2 separate regions of the Homo sapiens genome follow, and region 1 is linked to region 2. The links are chromatin loops, found by intact Hi-C in ENCODE. Cell type or tissue: right lobe of liver. All regions are shown on one strand.

Region 1 (8,000 bases), 77 kb after region 2:
GATACGCTCTCTCCACCCTTCCTTCTGCAGCCTGGGCTTCCTCAGCGCCCCCCAGATCTAATTGTATAGTCCAGCCTTGTCCCCCTCCTGAGAGGACGGGGCCCCTGGCAGTCTCAACATGCATCCAGGAAAGTTGGGTTGAGGTGAAAGGAATATGGGGAGCCATGTGGGCAGGGGACAGCCAGGGTCCCAGAGACTCTGGGTGGCTGCATCACTGACCCACCCTGCCCTCTCCTTATCACTGATGCTCTCCGAGTGCATACTAGTCTGAAAGTTTTAGGCAGATAAAGCTAGTTTGGGTTATATATGAACACAGTCCCTATCTTACAAGTGGGAAAACTGAGGCAGAGGGCAGTGGAGTGACTTGTCCAGGGCCACACAGCTAGGATAGTATAAGCCAAGATTTAAACCATGGCATGCTGACTCCACAGCCTAGGGCCTCAGTCTCTGCACTCACAGCCAGCCCTCGGCCCTGGTGCCTGCACCTGTCTACTCTCCTGGAGCTGCAGGCTGCTGTGGGCTCCTGAGCCCCCCACCTGGCCCCTGCACCAGCAATCGATTGCTAATCATAGCCTCTGAGCGCTCAGTGCCTCCTAGGCCAGGTAGGCACTGCTACAGAAGGAAGGGTGGAGGGAGTGCGTCCACCCTTGGCCAAGGCCAAGGATTGCAGGCCTCAGGCTGATGCCCATACTGAGCCCAGAGCTTGCACCCAGCTGGGGCCACCCAGCCAAACCCCAAAACCTAGGTCAGGCCACACCTGGGAAAATCACCCCATCCCAGCATCGGCAGCAGTTAGCGTCTGCCTAGTTGGTAGAGAGGCTAGGAGTGCAGAATACGAAGCAGGGCTCCACCATTTACTAGCTCTGTGACCTCAGCAAGTGACTTGACCTTGTGTGTGTATCTCAGTGTTCCCATCTCTAAAATGGGAATTATAATAGTATTGATGTCATAGGGTTGCTGGGCGGACTAAATGGCTTAATTCATGTAAGGCATTCAGACCAGTACCCAACACATAGTAAGCACTCGTACATATTAGCTATTGCTCTCATTTTTACTTTTAATTTTAATATTGTATATATTATAATAGAGACAGGCTCTCACTATGTTGCCCAGGCTTATCTCGAACTCCTGGCCTCAAGCCACCCTCCCACCTCGGCCTCCCAAAGTGCTGGGATTACAGGTGTGAGCCACTGCACCCGGCCTTTAATTTTTATTACCTGTCTGTGCAGACAGCTAATGTGGGCCTTCATGGCTGGAAGGGGAAACCTACAGAGGTTTTAAGCCACATCCTGCCTCATGGGAAAGGCAGCGGGTGGCAGGCACTCGAGGTGCTGAGGACATTGAGAAAGTGATTGGGACCAGATTAAGGCAACAAATGCTGTTTCCAGGAGCTATTTTGCATTCATTATCTATTTTTAAGCTACCGTTTGTTGAGCGCTTATCCTGAGCTAGGCTGAGCCTTTGCTCTCCTGACCTAGTTAGTTCTCATTCAACCCTGTGACAAGGGATGTGGGGCTCAGAGAACGGGAGGGTCTTCCCTCAGGTCACATGGCCAGGGCATGGAGAGGCAGGACTTGAATCCAGGTCAATGTGACCCCAGAGCCTGAGTGTGGAAACCCCGTCCTTTGCTTTCTTACGTCCCTATAGAGAGAGAGGTGCTATGGCTCACGCTTATAATCTAAATACTGGGAGGCTGAGGCGGGAGGATCGCTTGAGCCCACGAGTTCAAGACCAGCCTGTGCAACATAGTGAGACCCCATCTCTACAAAAAACTTTTTAAAAATTACCTAGCTGTGGTGGTGTGTGCTGGTAGTCCCAGCTATTTGGGAGGCTGAGGCAGGAGGATGGCTTGAACCCAGGAGGTCGAAGCTGCAGTGAGCTGTGATTACTCCACCGCACTCTAGCCTGGGCAACAAAGACCCTGTCTCAAAAACAAAAAGAGGTGCTAAGTATATGGCCAGTGCTTAGAAAAACAACCTCTTGGAACACTTGAATGGTCCCTATTTGTTGGGGGCTCTGCAACCAATGGCAGTCTGTATGGAACAGAGAGGAATATTTGCCCCCCTTCTCTCCAGTTCCAGGGGCTCAGTACCCGCTCCATGCCCTTGGTGCCATAACCACTCTGCCTCCTCACTCATGCCCCAGCCCTCTCCTCCAGGCCAACTGATCAGCCTCCTGGCCCCACCTTGGGGGTATCCAATGCACTGGGGGCCGGTGGGGTCGGGGGTGAGAGTAGAAATTAGAGACCGAGAATTTTCTTCTGGAAACTCAGACATCTGATCATGTCTGGGTGAAGGCACAAGCTCTAAGGGGGCCGACCAGAGCCACCCATAGTTTCCAAGTCCTGAGCAGTCCTACACCAGGCACTGAGGAAAGGGTAGGTGGGACCTTGCCCTTCGGGAGCTCACAGTCTGATGAGAGAGGTACAGCTTTGCCCGTGGAGTAGCCTAATGGGGGAGGCAGTATGCATGAACCCTTGGAAGGATGCCCCGAGGACCCTGTCTGGAGATCAGCACTGTTTAGTGGTTGGGGCACAAGCTTTGGAGTTTCACAAGGGCCGAAGTGTGACCCTCATCTCTGCTGCTTATTAGCAGGTGACCTTGCATAAGTGATTTATCCTCTCTGAGCCTCCGTTTCCCTATCTGTAAAATGGGCATAACATGTACTTTGCAGGATTGTTGTGTGGGTTAAATGAGAGATCATGGGTGAACAGGCCTAGGACAGACAGTACCTGACACAGTACTGTCACACCTGCTCAGTAAACAGTGGCGGCAAATCACTGCAGGCCAGACTTTGGCCATTAGGACCACAGGTGAGGTACCTAATCCAGCAGAGGCCAATCTGGGCAGGTTGCTTGTGGGAGGTGAGGCTGGAGCAAGATGTTCCCAGAGGCCAGGTCACAGGATGGGAGGGAGCCTGGGGAAGGAAGTGGGGAGGAGCTGGGGTGTGTGGAAGTCCTGGGGAGGAGCCCATTTTCTCTCTCCATCCTTGCACGGGGAGAGAAAGGGACCCCCTTGGATAGCTCTGAGCTGAGCCAACCCACAGATGAGCTATTGTCACGGCTCAGGTGACCTGTAAACAAATGTCCTGGGGAGGAGGGGACACTCAGTCCACTCGAGGCCTGGCCTCTGCCAAGCTCTGTGGCCTGCTCCCCTGGCAGTGACTCAACAGGCAGAGCGGCCAAGGACTCACCCTCAAGGGCTTCCCTCTGCGGAGCCTCCAGAGCCAGCTCCAGCCCTGGGGACAGGACCAGAGGAGTGGCTGACCAAGATGTGTCCCATTGTCCAGAGAGAGACACTGAGGGGAGAGGGGTGGAGCGGCTGCTGCTTACGGACTGCTTGCTGTGGCAGGTGCTTCCTCCTTGCTGCAGCCCTTTCTGGGCTGGTATTATTTCACAGATGAGAATCCAAGGCTCACAGGGGCTAAGTCCCATGCCCACCCCCTGCAGCGGAAAGTGAGAAGCGGGGACTTAAACCCAGCTCAGGGACCGTAAGAGGAATGCCTTGGCCGCTTACGTTCTCTTCAGAGCCAAGGGCAGAGCCCGGCACATCACAGCTGGGCAGTACACACCCGGGCAATGGTTGGCTAGAGGGGCCGCATCGGCTGCAGGTGCCCTGAGAAGCTGAGCAGAGAAGCCCGAGGCTGGCCGGGGAGGAGCATGAGGGGACGCTTTGACCCCAGGCTGCTGCTCAGTTTCTGTGTGGTTTTGAGAGGATATTTACCCTCCCTGGGCTGCTGCAGAGTCAAACACGGTCCCTCTCTGCCCTCTGGGGTGCAGAGCCCTGGGAGGCACTCTTGGGGTAGATGGCAACCATGGTGACTAATGGGTTGGGACACGGAGCCCCAGAGAACAGCTTAAAGGAGTTGGAAGGCCCTGAAGCAGACGAGAGGAGCCTGAGGGGTTGTGCTGCAGACTCACCCAAGGATCAAGTAGAGAAGACCAACCAGTATGGGAACTGCAACAAGAGGGGTTTAGGCTAGACATCAGGAGGAACTGTCTGGGAGGTTAGACTCTAAAGCAGATTGAAGAGGAGCTGGCATAGGAAGGCAGGAAGCACCCTCAAGATGCAGAGGAGAAGCTCTGGTTGAAGACAGAGGGATGGAGGAGACATCTGGTTGACACCCTCTCCTTGAAGAATCAAGATGGCCCTCTCCAGGTTGCCATGGCAGCCAGAAGCCTGTCACTCTTGTGGACAGAGGAGGTGGGGGAGGGAGCAGGTCTGAGAAGGGAATTCTGACCTTGAGGTCAGGAGACTAGGGTGTGGACTGAAAGAAAGGGGGTGTCCTTCTGGGAGAGGGAGCCACAGGAGCAGGTGCTAGCGGTCCCTTCGGGCTGCCTCCCAGCCCCCACCCCACATGACACTCTGTGTTTTTCCAGTTGCCAGTGGTGACGTGACCACCAGTCCCAGCTGGGCGAAGAACAGCCTGTGATTTCACCCTGGGCTGGTTCATTACCTGACGTCCCCATGGCAACCAGCCTGTGACATCATGGGGCCAAAGTCCTCAGGGGGAGCAGGCAGCTTTGGTGGAGGCACCTGAACCCCAACTGAGGTGGGGAGCCAGGCGGGCTGGGGAGGGGGTGGGAGCCAGGAGTCCTCCAAGCCCACCACCGTCTCAACAAATGACCTTGTTCAAGTCATGCCTCTGCCAGGCTTTGGCATCACCACCAGCCTCCTCTGTGCCCGGCTCCCCTCCCCATCAACCTCGCTCCCTGGTCTGTGGCTGGAGAGTTGTAAAAAAGCTTCAGGGGATGGCCAGGGGTCCTAGAAATACCCTAACACCTCTCAAGTTCCTAGGGTCAGCCTATGGCCAGAGCCACCTGTCTGCACCTTGGCGGGCCCTGGCTTGTACAGGACATGCAGAATTTCCAGAACCTCAGGATTGGCAACTTGCAAACTTTTTTGACTGGACCCATAGGAATAATATATTTTGCATCATGACCCAGAATACACACAGAGAAAATTTTTACTCTGTGTGTGTTGTGCACACACATCTGCACAGACTTGTGTTTGCATAAACAGAAGCTTCATAAAGTAATACTTAACCTGACTTGCAGTGGGCTCTGATATTTTCCATTCTATTCCATTCTATTTCATTAAAATAAGACCTAATTAATAAACGGCTGCATGACCCACTGAAATATGCACCCCCAGTTTGAACATTGCCTTTGAAGGGCCTGGACAACATGGCCTTTGTGGAAATGGAGGCCTTGGAGCCCAGAGAGGGGCAGGACTAGCTCAGGGTCACACAGCAGGGACTCAGGAAAAAGAACAAGATGAGCTGAGTGCTATGGTGTGCAGGCGCACGGCTCAGTCCACAGGATCCCGTGCTGCCCCAGGTGCTCTCACCTCCTTAGGCCTGCCTGGGTCATGGGTGGGGTGGTCAATAAGATCTTTCCTTGGCTCCAGTCTCTGCCTCCAGCCTCCTTGACTAGCCCACCTGCTTACCTTTGGGTGGATCCCAGAAACCTACGGTCTCTTCTGCAAACTAAGTCTAATCCAGTTGGGATGAAAACTTGAATCTCAGGCTGGGCGTGGTGGCTCATGCCTGTAATCCCAGCACTTTGGAAGGCCGAGGCAGGCGGATCGCCTGAGGTCAGGTGTTTGAGACCAGCCTGGCCAACATGGTGAAACCCTGTCTCTACTGGAAATATAAAAATGAGCAGGTGCCCATAATCCCAGCTACTCAGGAGGCTGAGGCAGGAGAATCGCTTGAATCTGGGAGGCGGAGGTTAGAGTGAGTCGAGATCACGCCACTGTACTCCAGCCTGGGTGACAGAGCGAGATTCTGTCTCCAAAAAAAAAAGAAAAGAAAACCTTAATCTCACCTCCAACTGAATGCTTACCTTCCCCCTGCCAGCTGCCCCTGAAATGAGGATTTGGGTACAACTGATATGAGGTGAACCTTCCAGAGGAAGCCAGTAGGGAATGGAGCGAGAGGAGGATGGAGGAGGCCAGCCAGGCAGTGGGGTGGTCTCAGGCCTGGCCTCAGCCTGGTCCTGCAGGGTACTCCGGAGGGTAAGTGAAGGGGAATTTTCGGATCCCAGACAAAAGAGCTGGGGTTCTGCACCTGGTAGTCATTGGCTTGGGGCCACTCTGGGTGGGGCCAACAGAAATTTACCTAGGGCAGCCCCTGTAGAAAGAGCCACAGGTGGTGCCTCTTAGAAGCCATGCAGGGCGCCAGGGCAAAAACAGGAGAAAGGAATCCAGGGGAATTGGGGGCAGCACCCACATGGTCCCCTAACCCCAGTGACACAATCTGGCCTAGAGCATTAAGTCCCTCCGCTGGCGGGCAGAGAGTGAGCGCAGGGACCATTGTCTTCCAGGGAGGGAGGATGCCTGCAGCAGGGGAGCCCTGGGAGAAGGGAGCCGGGAGACCTGGAATAGACCTAAGAGAGGGCTAACAGGATTTGCCGGTTGACTGCGTGGCCCCGGGGAGAGTGGGGGAAGGCAGGACCCTGAGAAACTCCCAGGGTTGTAGTTGGTGCAGTGGGGGATGGGGGGAAGGTGGACCTGGAATTGGGAATCCTCTTTTGCCCAGGTGTGCTTGGGGTGCCCCTTGGGCATCCATGTGGAGAGCTGGAAACTCAGTTGGGAGCTCAAGTGAGGAGTCAGGGCTGGAGGTGTGCACATGGGCAGCGGGCAGCGGAAACAGGAAGGTGAGACCTCCTGGGGAGAGAGGGTGGAGAAGGGCCAGGACAGAAGTGTGCCAGCCAACGGGCAGGGGTGAGCCAGGGAGGAGCCAAAGAGGGGACCCAGGACAGCAGCCAGAGAGGCCAGAGGCCAGGATAAGAGCGAGGCTCAAGAGGGCAGGAAGGCTGCACAGCTCCAGCTCCAAGAAGAGGCTGGAGCAGCCCCCATTGGAGTTGGCCCCACGGATTTTCCTGGCAGCTTGGCAAGGGCTGCCTCATGAAAGCCTGCTTGGAATGGGTGGAGGAGAAGTGGAGGACGAGGAAGTAGATGTGGGACACAGCTCTCTGCACGTCCAGCGAGAAGGGAGCAGAGGAACGGCCAAGTCGCTGGAAGGAAACAGTGGTCACAAGCTTCTGAGAAGACAGGAGATGCTTGGGTTGCCAGGATGCTGACGGCCCCACCCAGTGGTAAAGGGGACAGAGGAGTGAGAATGCAGGAGAAGGTCCAGAGCCCAAGACACATCGCAGCATATGAGATCCCGGCTGAATGCTTCAAAGTGGACAGAGTGGAGAGGGCACAGTGACACCGCAGGAGGGAGAGCAGAGCCTCTGGGGGGAGGGCAGGGGCAGGACCCAGCCCTGGGTGGATGGGCCAGAAGGTCTTGGGTGCAGCAGGAACAGCTCTTCCTTTGTTGCAGGAGGGAAAGGCGATGATGTGGGCAAAGGTGCAGGCAGGCTCTGGTGATTTGGGTGGAAAGATCCAGGTGACACCTTTCCAAGGATCCTGGACCCAGTGAGGGAGGGGCAGAAGCCCCCAGCAGTGTGTGGGGTAGGGGAGGGGGTGTGTTTCATGTCTGAGAAGGAAGGATGGGGTGAAGCTGTCAACCTGGCAGGAAACAAAGACAGCAGGAAATGCAGAAACAGAGAAGGATCCGGGCAGCGTCCCACGGGAGGCTGGGGCTACAATCTCGCATGCAGCGGTCACTTTCTCCAGCAACATTCAGCTCCTCAGATCCAGGCACAGGGCAGGAGGGTCAGACCCAAACCGGGGTGAGAGGTAAGGGCGTCTGTGAGAGAGAGCTCAGAGGCCATGCCAGGGTGTCAGCCGGGCCAGGAGCAAAAGAGGACGGGAGGATCTAGTCTGGAAATATGAGGGTAAATGGATTAAAGATCTCCACGAGGCCAAAATCATGCTGGAGTGTGGGTGCTAGAAACTGAGAAAAGGGAGTAAAAAGAAGATGAGGCCAGTAATTCCCGCTGAGGGGCACAGGCAGGAGGGCATCTGGCTGGACCCCTTCCCTGCTGTGGACTTGAGTCTGCTTTCTCTACGATGTTGTTGGATAAAAACAAGGCCATACTCACCTTACGG
Region 2 (8,000 bases):
TGCCCATTGGGCAGTGCCTGTGCCAGGCAGGCTACGAGAAGGTGGAGGATGCCTGCCAGGGTGAGTGACGGTTCTGGGTTGCAGGGAAGGGGGTTCTGCATTCCCAGGTTCTGGTCTTTAGCTTTGGAATCATGGAATCTTGGTAAGCTCATCCCTGCTTTGACACACATTAGTTCTGTTAGTGGAAATTATAGATCCTTCCCAGACATCAGTTTCCTTATTAAGGCTGGACTAACTCATTCATTAAGAATGAATGAATTGTGGCTGGGCACGGTGGCTCATGCCTGTAATCCCAGCACTTTGGGAGGCTGAGGTGGGTGGATCACTTGAGCCCAGGAGTTTGAGACCAGCCTGGGCAACATAATGAAACGCCGTCTCTACCAAAAACACAAAAATTAGCTGGGTGTGGTGGCATGCACCTGTAATCCCAGCTACTTGGGAGGCTGAAGCACGAGAATCAATTGCTTGAACCCGGGAGGTGGAGGATGCAGTAAGCTGAGATCGCACCACTGTACTCCAGCCTGGGGTGACAGAGGAGATGCTTGTCTGAAAAAAAAAAAAAGAATGAATGAATTGAGAAACAGCAGAATGTGGAGTTTATGATTGATGACTCTGAAACAAGAATGCCTGTGTTCAAATCCCAGGTCTACATTTTTAGCTGTGTGGCTTTAGGCCATTTCCTTGACCTCTCTGTGCCTGGGTTTCCTCATCTGTAAAATGGAGAGGATCATAGCGTCTATCTCGTAGGGTGGCTGTGATAATCAAATGACTTAATAGTAAAGTGCTTAGGTCAGTGCCTGCCACATGAGTACTTTTAAATGTGGCTGTTATTTTTGATTCATCCCACGAATGTATACTGAGTAGCTCTGGTACAGCGGCACTGTGGTCCCACGGTGGAGTACCAGGAGCAAGTTCCATGTCTGTTATCAGCTCACTATGTGGCCTTAGGCAAGATACTTAAACTCCCTGGGCCTCAAACTCCTCTTTCGTACATAGAAGTGACTGAGTTGGACCCGGGGTGCACATCCCCTGGCTGCATATCAGGATCACCCGCGGAGCTTTTGGGAAATGCTTCTGTTGAGGGAGAGGTTGGAGGGGGGCCAAGGGTCTGCCTTTCTTGTCTGAATGTCCCCAGGGCCACAAATTTCCCATTGGGACCTCTATTGATTTTCCACTGGGGCCTCTATAGATGACACACTGGGCCCAGAAAAGGGCCAATTCATTCAGACTCTCCTTGGGGAATGAGGCTTGGGCATTAGTGAGTTCACATGGAGGAAGCCGTGGCGTGGTGTGGCCAGGGCCTGTGACAGCGGAAATCTCCACAGCAATGTGGATTTTCAATGGGTGACTTTTTCTGGAAATGGCCATGAGGCAGAGCATTTGTGGAATGCAGGCCAACCTTTGGAGGGCTGGCTCATTCCCTCTCTCTGGCAGCTTCTTTGCTGAGATAAGCGGGACGTTAAGGAATTGGAGGTTTAGTGGCTGCGTTGCACACACCTTGGCTAACTCCCCCCTCATCTCTGGTCTTGGGTTTCCTTTGAGTAAAATGAGAAAGTTCAACAGCACCAGCAGACTTTATGCTTGTTTTCTAGCCATGGATCCTGCAGCCCCTGGAGGGGGTTGAAGGGTTGGAGGACACTGAAGCCCTTTGTGATGGGCCCTACTTGCCTCCTAAAGCAAGTCCTCAGAACCTTACTTAACACGGTCTGTAAACCCCCCGATGAGAAGTTCCCTACGAGCTTTCTGGCCATAAGCCTGTGGTGTAGGCTCTGCTCCGGCCCATGCCATCGCCCCCTTGTCTTCCCAGCTCCCCTCTGCTGAGCGAGCCCCCCTTCCCCAGGCGGCCCCTGCTTTAGGTGACCTCGAATGCATACTCTCAGTTTCAGACAATGAGTGCGGTTGAGGGGGCCGGGACGAGGCAGCCCAGTGGGGCGAGCAGGCTCCTCCCACATGACATCCTCGCACAAGAATGCGGGGGTGGGGGTGAGGGGCAGCTGAAAACTTTCCACAGGCTGGTGAGGCAGGCCCCGCAGAGATAAGTGGACGGTTGGGGTGGGGGTGTCTCTCCAGGAAGCGGGGCAGCCTTCCCTCCTCTAGAGGTGGGGGGTCAGGGTTCTGGCAGATTTTGTTTGCAGAGAGCCGAGCAGCCCCCTGTTGGGAAGATCAGCCCAGCAGGAGGACAAGTTTCCAAGAGCGAAATTTCCGACTTAGTTCGTGGAACCCTGTCAATCGCTAGTCACCTACTGCCGGATTGTTCCTCCTCGGGATCCTCCCACCAAAATTCCTTTCAGTGTGGCTGGGTGCCGGTGCGCGAGATGCCAGGAACGCCCGGCTGGCTCCTCTTTATACCTCTAGACTTCTCTCAGCAGCCCCTGGCCATGCTGCTGCTGGAAGTGATGACAGTCGCTACCGTAGACGGGTGTCGTCCGAGGGGCAGGCGCTGAGCCAAGCAAGCGCTTTATCAGACATGCGAGCGGAATCCACACCGCCTTTCTGCGTGGCAGGGACTGTGATCAATCCCATTTGATAGACCAGGAAACTGAGGTTCAGAGAGCTAAAGAGGCTTGCCTGAAGTCACACAGCTAGGATGTGGCTGCATCAGGATCTGAATCCAGGCGGTGCAGCGGCGCCCAGGCTGCAGGATGGGTCAGGAAATGGGGCGGGAAGTGACCAGTTCCTTTGGAATCCCTGACTCAGCTCCTGGCCCTGGGGTAGGCTCTCTGGCCAGCCCTGGGGATGGCAGGGTCTGTTGCAGGGGCTTGGGGGCTCTGTTGGAGGCAGGGGTCCTGGAGAGGGCACTGCTGGGTACATTGAGGGAGAACCAGAGGGAGGCACAGGGTCTGCCCTCCCTGCCGGACCCTCCCCAGGCCTGGAGACCCAGATTCTTTCACTGGGGCTCCTGCTGGTGACAAACCAGACCCAGAGCGAGGCGGGGCACCCTGAGGTCACCTGGCACCTTGTCTAGGTTATTCCCAGTTTGTCCGTTTCTCCTCAGGGTTCTTTCCCCAGGAAGCCCAGAGCTCAGGAAAGAGTTAAGTGGGCAGAGGAAGGGAGGCACCTCCCAGGTGCTGTGTGCGGCAGGTGGGCACGCTGCCCGGAGCGCTCCCATGAACTATGTCAGGAATGAGCCAGCTTCCCTTGGTTCCCCCGCCCTGCCCCCGGCCCTGCCTGCGGGGACAGTGGAGTCGCTCGGGCTGACCGCTGTCCCCCGGGGGCTGCTTTGTCTCCATGTCTCCGCTTCCTGTGCTGGCCTCAGCAGCTGGCGGGGCCCCTGCTGGCGCCTCAGCCCTGGGGACCGCTGGTCAGGTGAGCAGGTGGCCAGCAGCCTTGGCCAGTGGCTCAGCTGAACAGCTGGGAGGCCAGAGCTGGGGTTGTGGGGAGTTGGAGATTCCCTCCTGAGAGGCTCCTGCTCCCTCAAGGGGCCCAGCCCCTTGGGGAGGTCCCCTCCCTACTGTAGTTTCATGATCCCCTAGTTCATAGGGACACCGCATTCCAGGCACCATGCTGGACATCTCATAAGCAGGGCTTTCTTCCATCTTCACACACAACCCAGAGAGGATGAGGACTTGATCCCCATTTTACAGATGAGGAAACTGAGGTCCGGAGAGGAAGCAGTGAACAGTGACCAAAAGAACGGGGGCCTGGCACAGGAAGGCAGTTGCCCCTGGTGTGTGTCCTTCCACCCACAGGCTGTATGACCTTAGCAGGTCCCCTTGGGGTCCCACCCCCATCTGTAAAATGAGTGGGCTGGACCTGTGGCCCTGAAGGACGCTGTCAACCTGGTGATCCGAGCTTCCCTCCTGTGGTTTCCCACTGGGGCTCAGTCTGAACACCGGGGAAGCTGTTGACTGTGTGACACAAGTGTGGTGAGGAGGGGTCCCACTGCTTACAGCCCCAGTGGCCTAAAGTCCATAGCTGACAGGGAGGAGTCCCCTGGCCAGGGTATGTCTGTGGTTAAGGTGGTCTTTAGACAGGGTGGTCTCGGGCCATGGCAGGGGCTGCTGGCAGGATTCCTGTTTCATCAGATCACAGTTGGTCCCCCAGGTGGAAGACTCTGGGAGCTGCTGGCTGTGGCTCGCAGGCTTTGTCCCCTGCTGGGAAGTCCCACCAGGCCTTATTTCTGTGATGTTTCTTCTGGCCTACAGAGGTGGGACCACGGTGGCAGCACCCCCAGCCCCCCATGGTGGCTCTCACCTCTGTGCCCTGTCTGCCCCACCCTCAGCTCACACTGGGGGCAAAGCTAGGCGCTGGCATCTCCGCTGGGCGGGCACCGGCTTCTCCCTCCCTCCCTCTCTCCCTCCTGGAGGTAAGTGGGTCCCCAGAACGGAAGGAAGGAGGCGAGGGAAAGCAAACAGAAGATGAAAGGCTGGAGGCAGGACAGGAGCGGTAGGCGGGGGCTGAGGTGGGGAGTGGTGCTTATCAATGGTGGAGGAATGTGCCTGCAGATAGCTCCCTAGGGTGTGTGTGAAAGGGACAGGGTGCTGGCAGCCGTCAGGCCCTGGGGGCAGCCCCCCTTCTGCAGAGACGACAGGGCCTGCTGGGAGCAAGAAGCCACCAGGGCCTGAGGTTGTCAGCTCCCTCATTTGCTGGGTCAGTAACCCATAGGTCGCCATTTGCCGTCTGTCAGGGCCCAGAGACAAAGTCCAAGCTCCACATCCCTGGGCCAAGGTGGTTCCTGCGGTCACCTGCTGGGCCTGGCTTGGGCGGTGACTGGCCCTAGGTGAATTGCCACCATGACCTCTTGACCTCACAACCTTGCCATTGCCAGCCTGGGAGGTGGCTGTGCCTTGGGAGGAGGGGCTCCACTGGGGGCTGGACTTGCGTCACGATAAGGGCGTCTGTCCCTGAGTCACCTCATGCTGCCACCTGAGGGGCGGGCATCAGGAACTGGAAAAACCAGGGTATAGCCGGAGGTGCAGCCACTGTGCCCCAGTTCCCCTGCTCGGAGTAGCCCAGGCCTGCCAGACAACCGGGGCCAGAACAGCTCTCCACAGGTGTGCCACAGGTGTGCCAAAGTTAGGCTCTTGTGTAAGGCAGGTAGGCATCCTGGTGGACCTTCTCCACAGTGTCTCTCTGGGCGCTGAAACACTGCTCATTTCTCTGGCCCTGGAGTGCATATTTCACATGCACATGGTAGGTTTGCCACCCATTCTCTCTCCCACTCACTCTTCCATCCACCTGTCCACCCATCCACTCATCCATCCATCCACCCCTCCACCCATCCACCCCTACATCCATCCATCCATTCATCCATCCATCCATCCATCCATCCATCCATCATCCATCCATTCACTCGTCTACCCGCCAACCCACCAAACCACCCATCCACTTGTCCATTCATCTATCCATCCATCCATCCACTCATACCCCCCTCCACCCATCCATCTGCCCACCCCTCCACCCAACCACCCACCTATCCACCCATCCATCCATCCATCCATCCATCCATCCATTCATCCCTCCACCCACCCACCCTCCTGCCTATCCATCCCTCATCCATCCATCTACTCATCCATCCGTCCACCCACCAACCCACCCATCCACTTGTCCATTCATCTGTCCATCCTCCGCCCCATCCATCCATCTATCCACCCCTCCACCCAGCCATCCACCTATCCATCCCGCATCCATCCATCCACTCATCCACCTGTCCACCCACCAACCCACCCATCCACTTGTCCATTCATCTGTCCATCCTCCCCACCCATCCATACATCCATCCATCCAACCACCACTCCACCCACCCACCCATCCATCCCTCATCCATCCATCCACTCATCCACCTGTCCACCCACCAACCCACCCATCCATTTGTCCATTCATCTGTCCATTCATCCACCCACTCATACCCCCCTCCACCCATCCATCCATTCATCCACCCACCCATCCATCCACACACTCATCTACCCATCCACCCACCAACTCACCCATCTATCCATCCATCCATCTGTCTGTCCATCCATTCAGCAAACATTAACTGAGCACCGCTGGGCCATGGGACACAGATAAATTGGTCTCCATTCCTGCTCCTCAGGAGCTGCTGGTCTCACGGAAGCTCCTGATACATGCAGGAATAATTTCAAATGGAGCATAAAAGCCAAGTTTTGAATTCCCCTGGAGCTGAAACAGTGTTTATCTGTCTCACCATCGCATCCTAGCACCCAGCATTGTGCCAGACACGTATGAAGTGCCCATTTCTATTTGGTAAACATAAGATTAATAGATGCCCTAATGGGGGCCGGGGGGCCAGGAATTGGGCAGTCTGGGAGGGCTGTGTAGAGGAGCTTAAGCTGGGTATTAAAGGATGCATAGGAGTTTGCTGGTTGGCTAAGGAACAGTAGGTATCTGGTGTATGTGGGTGTGTTTGAGTGTGTGTGACCCCTGTCCCCACTTGCCCGCCTAGAATGCCAGGAAATCCAACTAGATAAAGTCAGGAAGAACACAGGGGCTTGCTGGTGTCCTACTCATGAACTCTGGGACCCCTGAGCACTTGGAAACTCTGGCGGGGCCCTGGAGACAGCCCCTGGTAGCTTTGTGGTTGGAGGAGGGGAAGCACATCTCGTCAGGCAGGCACATGCCCTGTTGACGCTGCCTCTCTGCTGTATTATCTGGCACATCCGCAGCGGAAATCTCTCCAAATTCCCTCTTTCCTGGCGGCAGCAGGCAGGCAGGCCACCCCCGGGCGCTGGGGCCAAAGAGCCCATCTCTTCCCCCACTTCCTCCTCTTGGCATAGAAGCAGCCACACGGTGGGGAGTCGGGGCATTGTGAGGGTTTGCAGGTGGCTAAAGCCTCCAGTGGGTCCGAGCCTGGGCTGTGGGGGTTTATGGCCCCTGCCTGGCCTGAGAGCCTGGGCTGGGAACGCCCCCGAGCTTCCCAAGTCAGCTGGCCCTGGACCACCTGAACCAGCACTGAGCCAGGTGAAGTCTCCTCCACAGACAAGTCAGGGCATTTGGGGGAACTGACCCCAGGATAAACATGGCCCAGCTTTCTGGAGTCTCAGTTTTACTCACAGATCTGGTGGAGGAGAGAGCTATTTTTGTATCATGCAGATATGTTATGGGGAGGGATGCAATATACTCATGGGTTTCCAAATACAATAGGAGACTTGAAGACATTCGGGGCTTGAAGGAGACCACTTCAGCCACCCCAACCAACCCCCCTGGGCTGGAGTCTACACTTTTCTGCTCACAGACACAAAAGTGCCCAGTTTGAGAAGATCTGTGGTGGGGAATACCCTCCCCTCCTCCACAACACATAGACCCACAGCTGCTCTGAAATTCGTCAGGAGTTTCTGGCTTTTGAAGTGGGTCAGGCCTTATCTCCTCTCTCTTCAGGCTTGTTTCAGAATGTTGATTTATCTTTGCTCCAAATTGAAGTGTTCCTAAGAACAGAAGTGGGAAAGGAGGCCCGGTGAGGTGGCTCACGCCTGTAATCCCAGCATTGTGGGAAGTCGAGGTGGGAGGATCACTTGAGGCCAGGAGGTCAAGAGACCAGCCTGGGCAACAAAGACACACCCCGTCTCTAAAAAATAAAATAGGCCGGACGCGGTGGCTCACGCCTGTAATCCCAGCACTTTGGGAGGCCGAGACGGGTGGATCACTTGAGGCCAGGAGTTCGAGACCAGGCTGCATCTCTACTAAAAATACAAAAGTTAGCCAGGCTTGATGGCCGGTGCCTGTAGTTCCAGCTACTCAGGAGGCTGAGGCAGGAGAATTGCTTGAACCCAGGAGGCGGAGGTTGCAGTGAGCTGAGATCCCACCACTTCACTCCAGCCTGGGCAACAGAGCGAGACTCCATCTCAAAAACAAAATAAATAAATAATGAAAAAGGAGTGGGAGAGGAGAGAGGCTGAAAATCAGGCATCCTAAGTTTGAGTTCTGGTTTCCTTCTTGGGAGCTTGGTGACCTTGGACAAGCTTTTTTGTCTCTCCTCACCTCCAAAGTGGAACCAGCGCTAATAGTGCCTGTATATAGCAGGTCTATTGCGAGGACTAAATGAG

The links. Hi-C counts contacts between places; a loop is a spot of excess contacts. Peaks named below come from ENCODE experiments on the same cell type or tissue, not always from the same donor. Only the 100,000 strongest peaks of a DNase experiment are listed, where the experiment ranks them.
Region 1: a loop joins it to region 2, with 2.8 times the contacts of the local background. A loop is called at or near these places in 11 of 110 quality-filtered maps.

What each region holds. Positions count from the first base shown.
Region 1 is chr1:16,063,712-16,071,711 of GRCh38, reverse strand. All of the region lies in intron 1 of FAM131C (family with sequence similarity 131 member C), which reads left to right. Among named protein-coding and RNA genes, the nearest start is that of FAM131C, 5.9 kb to the left of the region's middle. In right lobe of liver, no CTCF peak of the experiment used is centred here; DNase peaks (open chromatin) are centred at 3,151 and 4,441; H3K27ac peaks cover 1,574 bases.
Region 2 is chr1:16,140,438-16,148,437 of GRCh38, reverse strand. EPHA2 (EPH receptor A2) reads left to right here. Exons shown (of 17, transcript NM_004431.5): 3 at 1-60. Among named protein-coding and RNA genes, the nearest start is that of EPHA2-AS1, 11 kb to the left of the region's middle. RefSeq lists enhancers at 1,418-1,946, 3,532-4,060, 4,061-4,588, 6,717-6,766, 6,100-7,067. In right lobe of liver, no CTCF peak of the experiment used is centred here; DNase peaks (open chromatin) are centred at 1,987, 2,567, 3,097, 4,667 and 2 weaker places; H3K4me3 peaks cover 2,357 bases; H3K27ac peaks cover 7,918 bases.